Linked DNA regions of Mus musculus: region 2 is linked to region 1. A link is a loop called in an ENCODE intact Hi-C map of the cell type or tissue named here. Cell type or tissue: left cerebral cortex. All regions are shown on one strand.

The links. Hi-C counts contacts between places; a loop is a spot of excess contacts. Peaks named below come from ENCODE experiments on the same cell type or tissue, not always from the same donor. Only the 100,000 strongest peaks of a DNase experiment are listed, where the experiment ranks them.
Region 2: it touches region 1 in a loop (4-fold over the local background); 8 of 42 quality-filtered maps call a loop at or near these places.

What each region holds. Positions count from the first base shown.
Region 1 is chr2:181,182,472-181,190,471 of GRCm38, forward strand. Ppdpf (pancreatic progenitor cell differentiation and proliferation factor) reads left to right here and starts at 4,776. Exons shown (of 5, transcript NM_001356427.1): 1 at 4,776-4,983; 2 at 5,194-5,265; 3 at 5,338-5,415; 4 at 5,533-5,629; 5 at 5,711-6,033. The coding sequence starts at 5,211. The coding sequence ends at 5,828. Gm24892 (a small nuclear RNA gene) reads left to right here and starts at 1,041; the gene lies at 1,041-1,144. In left cerebral cortex, CTCF peaks have their summits at 4,261 and 4,850; DNase peaks (open chromatin) are centred at 4,283, 4,802 and 5,274; H3K4me3 peaks cover 1,940 bases; H3K27ac peaks cover 1,953 bases.
Region 2 is chr2:181,303,927-181,311,926 of GRCm38, forward strand. It overlaps Stmn3 (stathmin-like 3), which reads right to left. Exons shown (of 5, transcript NM_009133.3): 2 at 5,221-5,316; 3 at 4,795-4,970; 4 at 3,290-3,481; 5 at 2,533-2,897. The coding sequence ends at 2,838. Among named protein-coding and RNA genes, the nearest start is that of Stmn3, 6.6 kb to the right of the region's middle. In left cerebral cortex, CTCF peaks have their summits at 3,377 and 6,261 (motif pointing right); DNase peaks (open chromatin) are centred at 3,360 and 7,644; H3K4me3 peaks cover 433 bases; H3K27ac peaks cover 43 bases.

The DNA of each region.
Region 1 (8,000 bases):
TTCATATCCTTCACATTCTCCTACATCCTGACCCAGTACCCAAACCGTGCAGATACTGCAGCCTACAAAATCCACCAAGCAGAGAAGGGCTGGTGTTCTCCGACCTCATCCTTTTTACTTGACAGGTATCTCTTACACGCGTTCTCGCGACCGGCCAGGAAGAACGCAACAAACCGGAATCTTCTGCGGCAAAGCTTTATTGCTTACATCTTCAGGAGCCAGAGAGCAAGAGAGCAAGAGCAAGAGCTCTATTGCTTACATCTTTAGGAGCCAGAGCGCAAGAGAGCAAGAGCAAGAACTCTATTGCTTACATCTTTAGGAGCCAGAGCGCAAGAGAGCAAGAGCAAGACAGAGAATGGCGAAACCCATTCCCTTTTAAGGAGAATTATCCTCCGCCTAGGACGTGTCACTCCCTGATTGGCTGCAGCCCATCGGCCGAGTTGTCGTCACGGGGAAGGCAGAGCACATGGGGTGGAGAACTACCCTTGGCACATGCGCAGATTATTTGTTTACCACTTAGAACACAGGATGTCAGCGCCATCTTGCAACGGCGAATGTGAGGGCGGCTTCCCACAGGTATCCACTCACCTGTGGTCATTCATAGGAGAAGTGGAGTCTGCAAGTCAGCTGCTAGCCAGATCAAACAGCCAGTGGGAGGTCACACTTCAGGGCTCCTAACCGTGGCTTTCCAATATGAGCCATGACCCAGGGACTGGTCAACATCTGGAGCTGGACTGTGATGTAGCCAGCCTCACTAGGAACCTCAGAGGAGGTAAGAAAGGATGAGGTGTCTACTCTGAGGTCATAGCAAACTGTCTGCACAGATGCTAGGGACGACCTGAGGACAAAGCCCCATGGCCTCTGTCCACACACTAACCAGCATGTATAGAGGTCAGAGAACAATTCTGTGGAGTCAGTTCCCTTCTTCCACTTTTATGTGGGATCCATGGGCCTAACTTAGGTTACCAAGTTTGCAAGGCAAGAGTGCTGAACCATCTCATCAAATAGCATTTTTCTACTTTAAAGAAAGAAATTATCCCATGCTTGCTTCGACAGCACATATAGTGAAATTGGAACAATGCAGAGATTAACATGGCCCCTGCCCAGGGACAACATGCAAATTCATGAATTATTCCATATTTACAAGAAAAAAATTAAGACTATCCCAGAGCTGGCGTAATGGTACATGCCTGGGCCCTCTGCACATGGGAAGCTGAAGCAGAAGATTCACTTGAGCTCAAGAGTCTGAAGCCAGCCTGGATAGCAGAGTGAGAACTCATCTTAGCTAGGAAGGAAGGGGGAATGGAGGGAGAGGGTGAGGGAAGGAGAGAGACAGACAGACAGGCAGACAGATGAAAGACGCTCCCTTCAGACTCTACTACAGACGCTGATCTTGACACTGAGAATGAGGTGGGATGATTAGGGAGACCCAGATCATAGCCAAGGGTGGCGTGGGAGAGACAGAAGGCCTTCTTGTCCAGCTGGGGATAATCAGCTGCTGGTCCCCCACTGTGAGCCTCTCCATTGAAGCCTCTCCCAGGCATATCCATCCAAGCAAAGCAGTTAGCTTGCCCCAGTGTGGGAAACTCTCATGGCACTTCTTCTTTCCTTTCCTGGGTGCTGACCCACCATCTGGATCACAAACTCTGCTCCTAAGAGGATACTGTAGGGAGAACACCTGGCAGGAAGTGGGCACAGCACATCTGCAGCCTTAACCTGTCCAACACAGCAGAGGACTATACCTCTAAACTGTCCATCCCTGAGACAGCCAGAAAGGCCCCTGGTGGGACCCAACCTTACTCCCACAGAGCAGATTCAGAGAGGCTGCGTATCTCCAGGACAGCATAGCACAGGCTGTAAGACATCCACAAGCTACATACATCCTATTTCCTGCTGGAAATGGACAAGGCACCTCCTTCTGCACCAAACAGGAGGTGGGACCAGGCTTGACCTCCTTAATAGACCAATGTTCCATAGTTCCTACTAGACTCTGGAACTTTGCAAACGCTGGGCAATGTGAGGCTGGTCTTACTCAGCCTCTACTTCCTGAGGAACAAGGGCAGCCATTGCTTCTTCAGTGAATACATCTGTGCATTCTGGCCTTTTGATGAAGAGAGAGATAATCCAACCCTGGAAACAGGTGGCAAGGCTAGAACCAGTCTCAACAGAAGCCCTGGCAGCCCTGTCCTCCCCTCCCCCCATGGAAGCCCTAAACCCCTGTATATATGTACTACATATATTGCCTGAAACCCTAGAGGTGGCCCACACTCATATCTGACTCATCTGTGTCCCTGCTGAGTAACCACCATGTCTCCAAATCAGGGCAGATAGTTCACACTTCAGATAAACAGTGTTAAGTTCCAATCCCAATCTCAAGTTTGTGCAAACTGTACGAGGCCTTCTTCCAAACCAGTTTACAGTTGAATCCTGACAGTCCCTCCCCTCAGCCTGGTCTCTCTGGCCTTTGTCTGAACCACACAGGTGTTACATAGCTTTTCCTGGGGAACACAACAAGTATCTGTTCACTGCAGGCAGGACGTTAATGACAGACCAAAGAAGAAATTCCAAGTCTAGCTTGTGAACCAATGAGTTTACTAGAATTACTGATGGAAGCGTGGGTATTTGGTGGTTAATCTTAGCAGACTTGATGGGAGTTCGAGCCACTATGGAAATGAGCCTTTGCACATGTTGTCTGTGAAGAAGTCTCTAGATTGGAACTGAGGTGGGAAGACATTCCCCAAATGTGGACAGTGCCATCCCATGGGCTGCATTCTTGAATAAACAAAGAAAAGGAGAGTGAGGTGAGCACCAGCCATCATCTTTCTGTTTCCTAACTGCAGACATGACCATGCTGCCTCATGTTCCTGCTGCCATGATGTCCCTCTGCAACAGACTGTATGACAATGAGTAAACTACTAAGATGTAAGGGTCACTTACAAAAGTGAAGGTGACTCAGAAGCTCAGTCACAAGGCTCATATGAGGCTGAGTGACAAGTCAAGGAGGCTGCTTGAGTTTCCTGGTTGCAGTCTACTATGCTGGAGCGTCCCCTTGTCCCAGCAATCAGTTACAGTTTATATAACCTGGAGAAGAGTGTGGCAAGTGTTGGTAAATCTCTTGTGAGTTCCTGGAACTCTCTTGTAATTGTTTGTTTCGAGACAGGCCTTCTCTATGTAGCCCTGGTCATCCTGGAACTAGCTCTGTAAACCAAGCTGGCTCCGAGCTCACAGAGATTCGCCTGCCTCTGCTTCCCAAGTGCTGGGATAAAGGCGTGTGCAATCATCAGCAAGTCCTTGTATTCTTGGGAGGTTTTATTTTTCACTCATCTCATATGCAATACATCCCCACAGCAGCCTCCCTTTCTCCTTCTCCCTGACCTTGCCCATCTCCCATCTTCCCCAGATCCATTGTTCCTCTCTTTCCCTTCAGAAAAGAGCAGGCATAAGAAGATGCAATAGAACTAGGCATATATCCTTTACTTTCTTTTCAGAGGGAATTTTCACTACAGGAAATAGCTAATAACCACTGGAGATGCCCATGTACTTGACCAGGACAGTTCAGGGTAAGTCATAGAATCTGAAGTACATAACACTATGAAGACAGAAGTCTCACCCTCCTGGTGTCACCAGGACGGTCCTTATCAGTGGCCTTACTCACTTGTACTGCTGTCATGTCAACTGCCCCCACCTCTTTTTCATTACACCTTACCCATCTCCTTTATGATCTCTAAACCAGCACCCCTACTGGACCATTTCTTGTCTGGTTTTCCCGAGCCTGGATCAATGCTTGCACAGAGTAGGTCTCAACAAATCCAAGCAAAGGGTCCCAGCCAAGCAGCCTTGAGACTTCGGCGACACAAGAGCCTCCTCCTGGGATCCTACTAGCCTCAGCCTAGTCGGTTCTCCCTGAGCCTCCAATGAAGTCCAGCATCTTTGGTTATAGGAGAAGCATGCTGCACGAAGCTGGCTCATGATCCTCTCGGTCTGACAGAACACAGGCTGCTGAGGAAGGGAAGGGTGGGCAGGGCATGCTGGCCAGCCCTAACTTGATTCCCCCCAAACATGAGTCTCCGACCAACAATGGAAGCTACTAGAGACTGTCTCTGTTAGAGCTCTCTCTGACCCCAAGGCTTCGTCTGTCTTCCATCACTCCTCTCCAAACAGAACACAGGTTGGGAATGATGAACAACAATGCGAGTCAGGACTTGAAAGACAGACAGCTCCTCAGCTTACCAAGGGCAGGCTATTCCCTACAGGACCGCTTGGGGGCTCCAGGCACCATCCAGTGAGCCCAGAAAACAGAGATTGCGATGGTAGGGAGGTGCGCGGCAACAGCTTGTGCTTACTTATGTTAAACAGATCCACTCAGTCAAGGGTCGGAGTGAGGTACGTGGAAAATAAAGCCTGCGGGGACCAGCGAAAGCAGCGGGCAGCCCCAAGTAAAGGGAACAAGAACACCAAACAGGCTGTACTACATGAGACCACATCCGAGAGGGTGGCACAGACTGAGGGGCACATGAGATTCTTTAACCTCTTCTATCCGGGTTCGAGTCCGAACCAGGCAGGAAAAAAGCAGCAGAGCTGGTTTCGACTGGAGCGAAACCACAGATGTTTGATCAAGGAGGTTAGGGCCAATGTGGAACTTTGCAGAACCTAGCATTGCAGAAGGTAGGGTGGATTCTTGCTCCGCTCGGGGTGGAGTCTAATAGGGAAGGGCGGGACCACTTCGTGCTACTTCTGGTCTATCAGGGGAGCTCAAAAGTCTCATGGGTGGGCCCGCTGTGAAGCGGGAGGGGCTTTGACGCGCGCCCCGCCTCCCAGTGGTGCGTCTTTTGCGGTGCAGGAAAGCTACTAAGTACGCGCGTGCGCATAGCGCGCGTGGGTCCTAAAGTGGTGTTTCGTGGGTTATCTTTGCAAATGGGCTCCGCGGCCTAGCGCCCTGGTGGCCTAAAAACGAAGCCTGCAAGGAAGGGGTTCTCCGCCGAGGTGAGGGCAGTGACGAAGGCAGCCGGCGGTGGGGTGGGGGAGGCGCGTCTTCTTGGGGCCAGGAGCAGACAAAGCCCCTTTGTCTCACCACGCAGCCGGACCGGGCTGGTTGGAGCCGCTTGGAAACCTGGCACTGTCAGGACCCGGGAGACTCGGGGAACCCTCCGGTGTGCGGTGACCAGGGCCCACATTCTGCTCTCGTCTCCGCAGCGCCTCGGTCCTGAAGCATGGCAGCCATCCCTTCCAGCGGCTCGCTCGTGGCTACCCATGACTACTATCGGCGTAAGTAGCCCCTCGCCAGCCCCGCCCAGGGCTGGCCCAGGGCCCTGTGGCTGACCCGCCTCCCCTTCCCAGGACGCCTGGGCTCCTCGTCCAGCAGCAGCTCCGGCGGAAGTGCCGAGTACCCTGGGGACGCCGTGCTCCAGTCCCCGGGTAAGTGCAGAACCAGCCAGCGGAAGGGCAGAGTTCACGTCCTAAGGCGGAGTGGGGTGGGGGATGGGTAGCGTGGAGAAGGACTTGACCCCATCGTGACCCTCCTTTGCTCCTCAGGTCTTCCCAAAGCCGACCCGGGCCACTGGTGGGCCAGCTTCTTTTTCGGGAAATCCACACTCCCGTTCATGACTACAGTGTTGGAGTCTCCTGAGCGGTGAGTCCATCTTCCATGTGGTTGTGGGGGTGGCCCCAATTAAAGCAAATGCCGACCCAGTGACCTATGCTCTCCTTACAGCTCGGCAGAATCCCCCCAGGTCTCCAGAAGCCCGATGACCTGTGGCCTGACTCCTGAAACCATGAAGCAGCAGCCAGTCATCCATTCTGGCCAGACCAACCCCAGGGACCTTTCCTGACCTATCAGAATCTGCAGCCTGCCCAAGCTGAAGTGGTGCTAGGCCAGTGCCTACCCTCTCGACCCTCCCTGTAAACTAGGAAGGCTGAACAAGAGAAACCAGTAGAAGCTGGAGAGAGCCCCCTCTTGGTTCACAGCACTGAACTTTCCTGACCCCATAACTGTGTCTTGGCACAAAGCAGAAAATAAACTCACAGCAGCCACCCTCCCCTGGTATGTTTGAAACATTACTGAATCCAGCCTTGCTTCCTGCTGGATGCTATACTGCTCCCAGGCTTTCCTGACAGCTCCTTGAGACCCTTCCCAGTGATACCCCTGCATCTGGTGAGATACCCTCTCAAGTGGGCCTGGCCCCAGGTAGACAGTCCAGGGGAAGCTGGGCCTCTGGCTGAGTTTGGGAGCTCTCAGTTCCTACACAGGAACCTGGTGGGTGATCTTGGGTCAGGCCCTCCCCACTACTTGCTGCACGGCTGGTTCCCCAAGGTTGGGGATACTAGCTCAGACTGAAAGAGGGTTACAAACACAGGAAGTCTAGCCTCTAGGTCAGAGGGCATAGGAGCTGAGGGGGGTGGCTGAAATGGCAAGGTTAGGGTGGAGTCTTAGGTGTGGCTCAGCAAGCCTTTCTGCTACCTCACCTGGTAAACAGCTGCACTCTCCCCAGGGAACTAAAGCCTGTGCCTCTGACTGCTGAGCCTCCCTCCTGCCTGCCCTCAGGGTATCCGGAAAGCTTGAAGAAGGCTGCCCTTAACTCCCAAACAAGTAGTCCAATGGAGGAGGCTCTTTTCCCCTTTGGTGGACTCAGAACAGGAAATGAGTTTTACTTAGGCCAGATGAAGCTCACAGAGCTGCTCCTTGTCAGCTAGAAGCTAGGGACAGCCAACAGCTCCAGGCGGCAAGGAGAGTGGTTCCATCTTCCCTTCCCCTTTGTGGATTCTCTGAAGTCTTGTCAGATGTACAGCTGCAGCTGGCAAAGCTGAGAAGTGAGTATTTTAGTGACTTGCAGAAGGGTTAGAGAAAAGTTGTAGAGAATAATCAGAAGTATAAAGAATGACGTTAAGATGATAGTAAAGGAAAGATTTTGGGATCTACTCTGATCTTGAGTGATAACCCTCTGAAGAGATAGGCCTAGGGCTGGTTACACTGTAGGTTCTGGAACAAGCCCTGCAATCTCAGCAAAGCCAGGCTGACATGTTTACAAGTGCTGTCAGGCACCTGTGTTTGTTTGTGGTGCCAGGACTTTGTTCTCAGAAAGTGTATTCAGGTCAGGCTGCCACATCCAAGTTGTACCACAAGGTTTTTGCCAGAAGCACCTGTAGGTTTGGGTAGCTCCCTCTTTGAAAAGTCCCTGAGGCTTCTAAAAGTCAGCCCTTCTCATAGTAAGGCATTCTAGGAACCAGGCCAGTTCTTCCCACAAGGCCTTACTACGATGATGTCACCCTTAGTTACTGTAGTAGTTACTCAGTCTACCTGGAGCTGAGGAGAAAGCTCAGGTGGCAAAGGCTTGCCTTGCCAATGAGAAGACCTGAGTTTGAATTTTGGAATCCCCATAAAAGCTAGATGCATTGTTTTCTACCTCAGTGCTGGGGGTACGGGCTCGTTAGGCTAACGATGAGAGACCCTTTCTTTAAAAAATGGCGCACACCTTTAATCCTAGCACTCGGGAGGCAGAGGCAGGTGGATTTCTGAGTTCGAGGCCAGCCTGGTCTACAAAGTGAGTTCCAGAACAGCCAGGGCTACACAGAGAAACCCTGTCTCAAAACAACAACAACAAAATGGCACCCTAGGAACAACCCCTGTTGTTGTCATCAGACTGACATGCAAATGCAGAGTACCTGGTAACACTGTAGGTTCTTAAAAAAGAAAATCAGGGGGATAAAAGATACATATTTCACCTTTCACAGAGTAAGCTGGAGACAGCGAAAAGATTTCCTTTAAAAAGCAAACACTTCAGAACCAGCAAAACTTAAAGTCATTTTTTAAAATTTAGCTCTCGGGCTGGTGAGATGGCTCAGCAGGTAAGAGCACCGGACTGCTCTTCCGAAGGTCCGGAGTTCAAATCCCAGCAACCACATGGTGGCTCACAACCATCCGTAAGGAGATCTGACTCCCTCTTCTGGAGTGTCTGAAGACAGCTACAGTGTACTTACATATAATCAATAAATAAATCTTTAAA
Region 2 (8,000 bases), 120 kb after region 1:
TCTTGTGCTTCTCTCTGAGTTGTGGAAAGCAGTATCTCTCCAGGGACTAGCCTGGAAGCCCACATATGAACCTGAGCAGATGTGTGTGGCCTTTCTAGTGCATGATTCTCACTTGGCATCCCCAGTAACTTTTTGGGTTTTAGGGAGGCAGGTATATCCACAAGATCAATTAGGGTATCACCTCATCCCCTGAAGCTGGGAATAACCTGCTGTCTACTGGTGACCCAGTACAAGTCCATAGAGCTATGGGTCAAGTTGCTGCCAGGCAGTTCCATTTCAGGAATCCCTAAAGCCTTGAGCCTCAAGACAGAATTTGATTCTGACTTTAGACCAGATCCTATCATCAGCAACTGACCTGCTGGAAAGCCCCACAGTCCAATAGGACACCCCTTAGAAAAGTTCCTTTTTGGGAGATAGGGGTGGCCCCAGTAACAGCCAGACAAGGCTGAGGTCTGACTCTCTAGCTTGTTCCTGTGACATTGTGTTGACATACTTACTCCCCAAAACAATCATGGTTTAGAAATATGACAGCTGGAGTTTTATCAAAGATAAATGCTCCCTTACAGTGAGCTCACAGGCTTCCTTGGCTCAGCAGATGACAGACACAAAACTAGATAACACAGCTATTTCTAAACACACAGTATCTTTCTAAAATTGCATTTATTTATTTATTTTATTGTGTATGTATGTATGTATGTATGTATGTATAAGTGTGCATGCTATGGCATGCTTGTGGAGGTCAGAGGAGAAGCTAATGACTTGGTTCCCTTCTGCCACGTGAGTCCTGGCGATTGGACTCAGATCCTCAGATTTGGCAGAAAGTTCCTTTACTGCCTGAACCATTTTGTTGGTTCAGGGTCTTTTTCTTATTAATTTAATTTGTAAGTTCACTGGGTGCATGCTACACTGGACTTTAGCTACTTAAGAGTTGCTATTAGCCGGGCAGTGGTGGCCCATGCCTTTAATCCCAGCATTCGGGAGGCAGAGGCAGACGGATTTCTGAGTTGGAGGCCAGCCTGGTCTACAAAGTGAGTTCCAGGACAGCCAGGGCTACACAGAGAAACCCTGTCTCGAAAAACCTAAATAAATAAATAAATAAATAAATAAATAAATAGAGTTGCCATTAGAAGAAATCTAAGTCTCAGTTCCTTTTCTCCTTTCCCTTCTGAGTCCCACAAAACCCACTTGTGGGCACTGTAGAGTTCAGGTCCTGACTGTTGCTTCCTCTTGTGATTGAACTATTTCCCCCAAGCCACTGCAATGGCCAGTGTCCTCTGTTTCCTGGATAGGCTCTAGAAGACCTTTCCTAGTGCCCTTAAGGGTTTTTCTTGCCTGATAGAGTGTGGGGGCACCCATGGCTACAGCCACCTGGTTTCTGCAGCCTCAGTTCTAGGTTGTTAAAGAACACATCATTTATCTTCCTCACATTTTATACCAGGCAGGTGAGAAGGTATCGTGACTTCTGGAACTCAGTGGTGGAATGGGGCTACATGGAAAAGAGAGAAAGTGCTGCCTTATTACAAAATCATGGGATTTCCAGTATGTCCAAGCAGGTAACCATCTTCAAAGGTCACCATTGGGACATTGGGAGCCCCTGGGCTGAGAAAGAGGAAAGGACCATGCCTAGATGCTTAAGCGTGAGAGGCCTAGAGTCAGGTTTTCTGTCCTTGGTAAGGGTTTCAGGATGAATGTGGGGAGCGTGACTTGGGAACTCTGACCCTTCCAGCATCTAAATCTGCAGACACCTGGTCCTAAAGAATCTCGCACCCCCAAGAGCTCCCTGAGAATTCGTGGCTGCTCCTTTCTCATACCTGGCCATGCCTGCCAATAAGTGAGGCTAGAATTCCAGGGTCCAGGAGTGTTCTTGGATAAAAGCACTTGACAGGGGGAAGGGGCCAGGGTTCCCAGGGGCTATAAAACCCCTGGATGGGGCAGGAGTATTGAGTGGCTCCACAGAATGCCTCAGCCAATGCTTTACAAAGAGCATGTGCTTCTGAGACAGTAGGTACAGTTGGAGCCTCTGCCTCCCGAGTGCTGGGATAAAAGGCGTGGGCCACCACGCCCGGCTGAGCATGTACTTCTGCAACAGTAGGTACAGTTGGAGGTATCCATGATGAGCTCTCTGGACCACAGACATTCACGGGCCCTTGGTGGAGAATACTTACCCAGACCAGTTCAGGTGAGAAAATGCTCCATCACAGCCATTATGCAATGACTACAGGCTCTAAAATTGGCCCCGGGGGGGCCCTGGATTAGGTGAGCCCAGGACTCCCATGAAACCACATTAGAATGTTGTAATCTCACTCTTCAGCTCTGCTAGCTCTGTTGCACAAAGGCTCCAGGGCTGACCACAGTGACAGAGTGGACCCAACCTGCTCTGGGGGTCCCCAGTCTTTCTTTGCCCTCTACAGAGTCTCTCCACGGTTTCCTATAAAATTTCAGGTAGATGCTGCTGTCTGACCTGCAGAAGCTGAGAAGACGAACTCTCATGCAACCCAGTCTGGGAACCTGAATGAAAAGCCACACGTTTGTGCCACTGCCACTAGATTTATTAAGGTTGCCAACACATCCACTAAGAGGGCCACTAAGAGAGCCCCAGCCACACCTGGCCTAGTGTCTGAATAGGGGACCATATCTCCTGCCTAAGGAGCTCCTTCAGGAAGAGCCCAAGGTCAGACACGTTACAAGGACTGGACAGTTCAGAGTGTGGGAAAAAAGCAGGAAGCTGAGGGGTACAGGGGAGCAGATAGGAGCAGGCACAAAATTCGCATCTAGACAGAATTGAAAACAAAAACAAAACCCGAAAACGTTCTTGTCGCCGCTGGGTCCAATACTCCTTAGCCAGACATTTCCTCCCGCTGCTCCTTGTTCCTGCGCACCTCAGCAGCGTGCAGCTCCTGTGAAGACAGAGGTAGGAACCCTGAGGAGCGGCCAAGGGTAAGGGCGTCCCCAAGAACTTCCAGGGTTATAGGTGCACCACTATACTTCAGGAGTGCTGAAGCCACAGTGCTTAAGGATCAGACTAAGGGACTGAGCATCTGACCTCCAACGTAAACAAGTTCCATCTCTTGGAGCTAGATCCCGCGGCATGCAAATTCCTTCAGAGCGCTTCATAACTAATTTAACCATATACTACTGTGATCGTTGAATGTGTCTCACTAGAACCAGGTTCTGGGTCTGATTCCAACGCTGAGAGAAGTGCGCAACTTTAGAAAAACATTATTAGGACCTTCTTTACACGCGCGCGCGCACACACACACACATACACACCAAAACCTCGCGTGCCTACCTTCTCGCGCAGCCGCTCGCGCAGCGCTGCCAAGTGCGCCTCGCGGATCTCCTTGCTCAGCTCCATCTTGTAGTTGAGCTTCTCCTCCGCCAGGCGGCTAAAGTTATTGTTTTCTTCAAGCGCCTTGTGCAGCACCTCCCGTTCATGCTCACGCCGCTCTGCCAGCTGCTTCAGCACCTGAGCCTCCTGAGTCTGCACAGAGTTAGGGGTTAGTGAGCAGTGGCCCGAATCCCTCCTAAGCCAGGCATTCACTCTCAGGTGCCCAGCCGCTAGACAAGCCCCATGAGCCTCACCTGCCAGGACTTGGATCCAAAAGCTGTCCAGAGGATGGTCTCGACCATCTCTGGCCTGGGACCCAAGCAGGTTAGGAGGGTGTCAAGTTTCTGTTGTAGAAGGCCCGCTCTGTCCCTTTGTTCCCAGCTTGGCCATGACTCACTTGTCCCGCTGTCCTGGCTCTAACCAGTACTCATCACTCTTCCTTAGGCTCCTGCGACTAGTTTCTATGAGGTTAGGCGCCTTACAATGTCCTGCACCCCATCCCAGTTTGCCTGGAACTTCTGGAGTTTTTGCACTGAAAAATCGGTTTGCCCTCTAGTGCCAGGTGAACCGCAGTGGCTTGCCGTTTGCGCTACCTTCAGCCACAGAGTCTTCTTGTTGGGCTGAGAACTCCCAGCCTCACAAATGTTGAAGGAGCAGGGTAAATTCTGAACTGTGAGTTGTGGTGGCTTCTCCAGACCACCCGTAGGCAACTGTCTGTTAAACACTGAGCAGGTACAGAGGCAGCTAAGTCATCTAGATCCTAGCTTCCCACTGTTTGTCAGCAAAGGCCACAGGGATCTGGGAAGGGACATTGTGGTGCCACTCTATCCTGCCATGGTTGGGGAAAGGAGTGTCTGGTGACCCTGGAATAACAGATAATGGGGAGATCCAGCATCCCTGGGGTGATTAGCCCCTGGCCTAGGCTTCCTCCTGAATGATGCTGAGCACCTATGGGTGCATCAGTCTTCAAGGTAAACTTGCTGAGCCTGGGTCCTGTTGTGTATGGACTAAGTCATTTCCCCTGTCCAGTGGGCTTTGCCTCTGGGATCTCAATCCTAGAACAAATTTTGTTCTCTATGTTTCAGTTTCAAAGGGGCTGATGTGAAGACTGTGAGCCCCATTCATATCTTCCAGGGCTCCACTGAACTATCACCTACCCAACCCAGCTAACTGTCTTTAGATGTGAGACCTTTTCTCCTCGATCTTCTGTCCTGAAAGGAGCACTAGCCTCAGCTTTATGTCTTAAGGGCTCTTTCTGGGGGAATTCAACCTGCCCTCCCTCTGCCATGATCGAGGTCCCCCTCAAGAATGTGGTTCCTATTGCCCTGTGTTTGTTACCATCTTGGCACATCCATCTTTCATCTCATTCCAATTGCTCAGCAGTAAGTTCTGCACTACCCAGCCCAATGCCCTGACCAAGCACAGGGCCTGGTCAGCAATGTCAAGTGTGTAAGGAGAGTCCTTGCCTTCCTCCGCTCCTCAGCTGCCTCCAGCCGCTTCTGCAGCTCTTCCAAGGAAGCATCCTTCCTCTTGGGAGGAGAAGAGAGCACAGGGCTCTCTGGAGATAGGTCAGAAGGAGACTTGAGGATGACCTCGAAGCTCTGGCCAGAGGCCCGCTTATCCAGCTGCTTCACTTCCATATCTGTAGGACAAGACCAGATGGGACTTCAGGAGGCCTGGTTTGGGCATACAGGCAGGATGAGAGGTTTATTTCCAGCACACATCCCAACAAGGGTTAAGAAGGGGTGCCGTTACTCTTTAGCATAGGCCCCTCCTCCCAGAATGACTCTCTCCAGCCAGTTCACAGCATTGCCAGAGGCCAGAAGAAACGAGAGAAGTAAGGTTGTCAGGCCCTAGCTGAGCAGGGCCAGCAGCTGTGTGGATACACTCACCTCCATACTGGTAGATGGTGTTCGGGTGAGGCTGAGAGTAGAAGCAGGAGCAAATGAGCGACAGCACAGATAACTCCTTCATCTTCTCCTTGTAGGCTGTGGATGTAAAGTCAAGGTGAGCAGGTACCATGATCCTGTGGTATTTCTAGGTCTTTGTATTCTACAGTGGCCTTTATCTATGTGCATATTTGTTTTGTGTTGTGAAGGGGTCTCCTGTAATCCGACTGGCCTTAAATTCACTTTGTAGCCTACAATGACTTTGAATTCTTTATCTGTCTGCTTCCATCTCCCAAATGCTGGATGTATAGGTGTGTATAACCATCATGGTCTTCTTTTTTTTTTTTTTTTTTTTAGATAGTCTTGCTATATAGCCCATGCTGGCCTGGAACTCGTCATGTACATCAGATTGGTGTTTGAACTCATGTTCCCAAAAACTGGGATTACACTTTTTGTATGTTTTTCTCTTTCTGCTGTGGTCCAAATGTTCACTTTCCAATATTCACAGGTTAAAGTCCTGCCCTAGTGTGGTAGTGTTAGGAGGCGAGCAGATCATAAAGGCACAACCTGGAACACAACCTTGTCTGAAGTAAGAAAATCAAAACTGTCAGACCCCTGAATGAGATTTGATCTCACTGCACAGGAGTCCTAGTGACACTTCAGTTTTTCCAACACGTGAAGTCACAAGGACACATCTATGAATGAGAAAGTAACCCTCACTGGACAAGCAAATCTAGTTTGACTTTGAGTTTCTTGTCTATAGATAAAATAAATTTCTACTTTTTAGAAGAAATGCCCAGCCTATAGGTATTTTTCTAATTAGTCTGAACAAACTATAACACTTCAGTCAGGGTCTCTGTCCTCTGTCTTTTTTACTTAATCACTGTTCCTGTGTCTTTCTCCTTTTGGATTTTTGCTTGTTTTCTTTTTCTTTTTTTTTAAGATTTATTTATTATTATATCTAAGTACACTGTAGCTATCTTCAGACACACCAGAAGAGGGAGTCAGATATCATTACAGATGGTTGTGAGCCACCATGTGGTTGCTGGGACTTGAACTCATGTCCTCCAGAAGAGCAGTCAGTGCTCTTAACCGCTGAGCCATCTCTCCAGCCCCAATTTTTCTGTTTTTAAACATGGTTTTACTCCAGTCCAGGCTGCCCTTTAACTCCCAATAATCTTTCTGCCTCAGCTTCCTGTGTTAAGATTACAAATATAAACTACTATACCCAGTTTTTGTATGTCTTTCTATGTCTCTGGTTGCCAGTTGTTCAAATTGTTTCTTTATCTGAGTATACCTTTCTGTGATTACTGGTAACTTTGTATCTTTGTTTGTTTGTTTGTCTCAAACTCATAAAAAGTTGCCTGTTACTGCCTCCAGTCTCCTGAGCAGGACAAGTACAGCTATAGGAAACTCTCCCAGTAGCTCCCCCTGTACCCACTCCCCCTCCACCTTCTTCCCTTTTTCCCTTCCTCAAAGACTGGATCTTGCTATATTACTCAAGATGGCCTTGGACTTTCTTGTTCAAGTAATCTTCCCACCCCCAAATCCCAAATAGCAGAGATTTCCACCTGTAGAGCATCTCTCTGTGTCTGTAAACTTGAGTAAGGTCTCACACACTATTGCTTCCTCCACATTTACCACTTTGAGGTGAAACTTTGTTCTCTCCAAACATCCACTCACTGCCCTTTCAGGTAGGATAGGCAGGTTCTACCAAGGGCAAAGACAAACCAAATATAGGAGCTGTCTACTGAGCTACAAGCTCACTGCTTTCTTCCAGATCAAGTGCCCCCATCCAATATTCTTGCTAATCAACTAGAAAGGGAGGCAAACTGGTAACTATGACCCTGACCCCCAACAGAAAGAAAGAAGGGCTCACTTTTAAAATGAAAATATTCTTACTGTTCCGGGTCCATTCACTTGTGAGCCAGCTCCATTGGAGACTACTGCCTTGGTAATGTTCAAGGATTCTGTAAGTCCAATACAGTTACTCCATTCCTCAGGGACAATGCTAGGTCTTAGCTTACTGAGATGACATTAACAACATTCATTGAAATGCAGTTCTAGATGATCAGTATTCCTCCCTCCATTCTATCATTTCCCAAAGTCGTGTAGTCTCTAAGGCTCAGATCTAGATTGCAGGGGGCTGGGTGGGGGAGAAGAGGAGGAGGAAGAGAAGAAGGAGGAGAAGGAGAAGAATAATTCAGGAAGGAAAAGAGGGGGCAAAGTCAGGAGGGGACAGACCTCAAAGGGGACTTCATGCTTTTTATTTTATTTTCTATGTATGGGTGCATATTTTTCTTTTGCCTGCATGTACATCTGTGTACCACATTTGTGCCTGATGTCTGTGGAGGTCAGAATAGAATAGTCAGATTCCCTGAGACTGGAGTTACAGAGATTTGTGAGCCACCACCATGTGGGTGGTAAGAAACAAACCTCGGTCCTCTGTAGGAGCAGCCATTGCTCTTATACTGTGAGTCATCTCTCCAGCCTTGCTTTATTTTTTCTTCTCTTCTCCACTTCTTCTACCCCTTCTTCCTTTCCTTCCTCCTTTTCTTTTCTTTCATTCTTTTTTTTTTTTTTTTTTTTTTTTGAGACAGGGTTTCTCTGTATAGCCCTGGCTGTCCTGGAACTCACTTTGTAGACCAGGCTGGCCTTGACCTCAGAAATCCGCCTGCCTCTGCCTCCTGAGTGCTGGGATTAAAGGCATGCGCCACCACGCCCGGCCCCTTCCTCCTTTTCTTTTTGTTTGTTGTTATTCTTTTTTTCTTTATAAAGGCAGG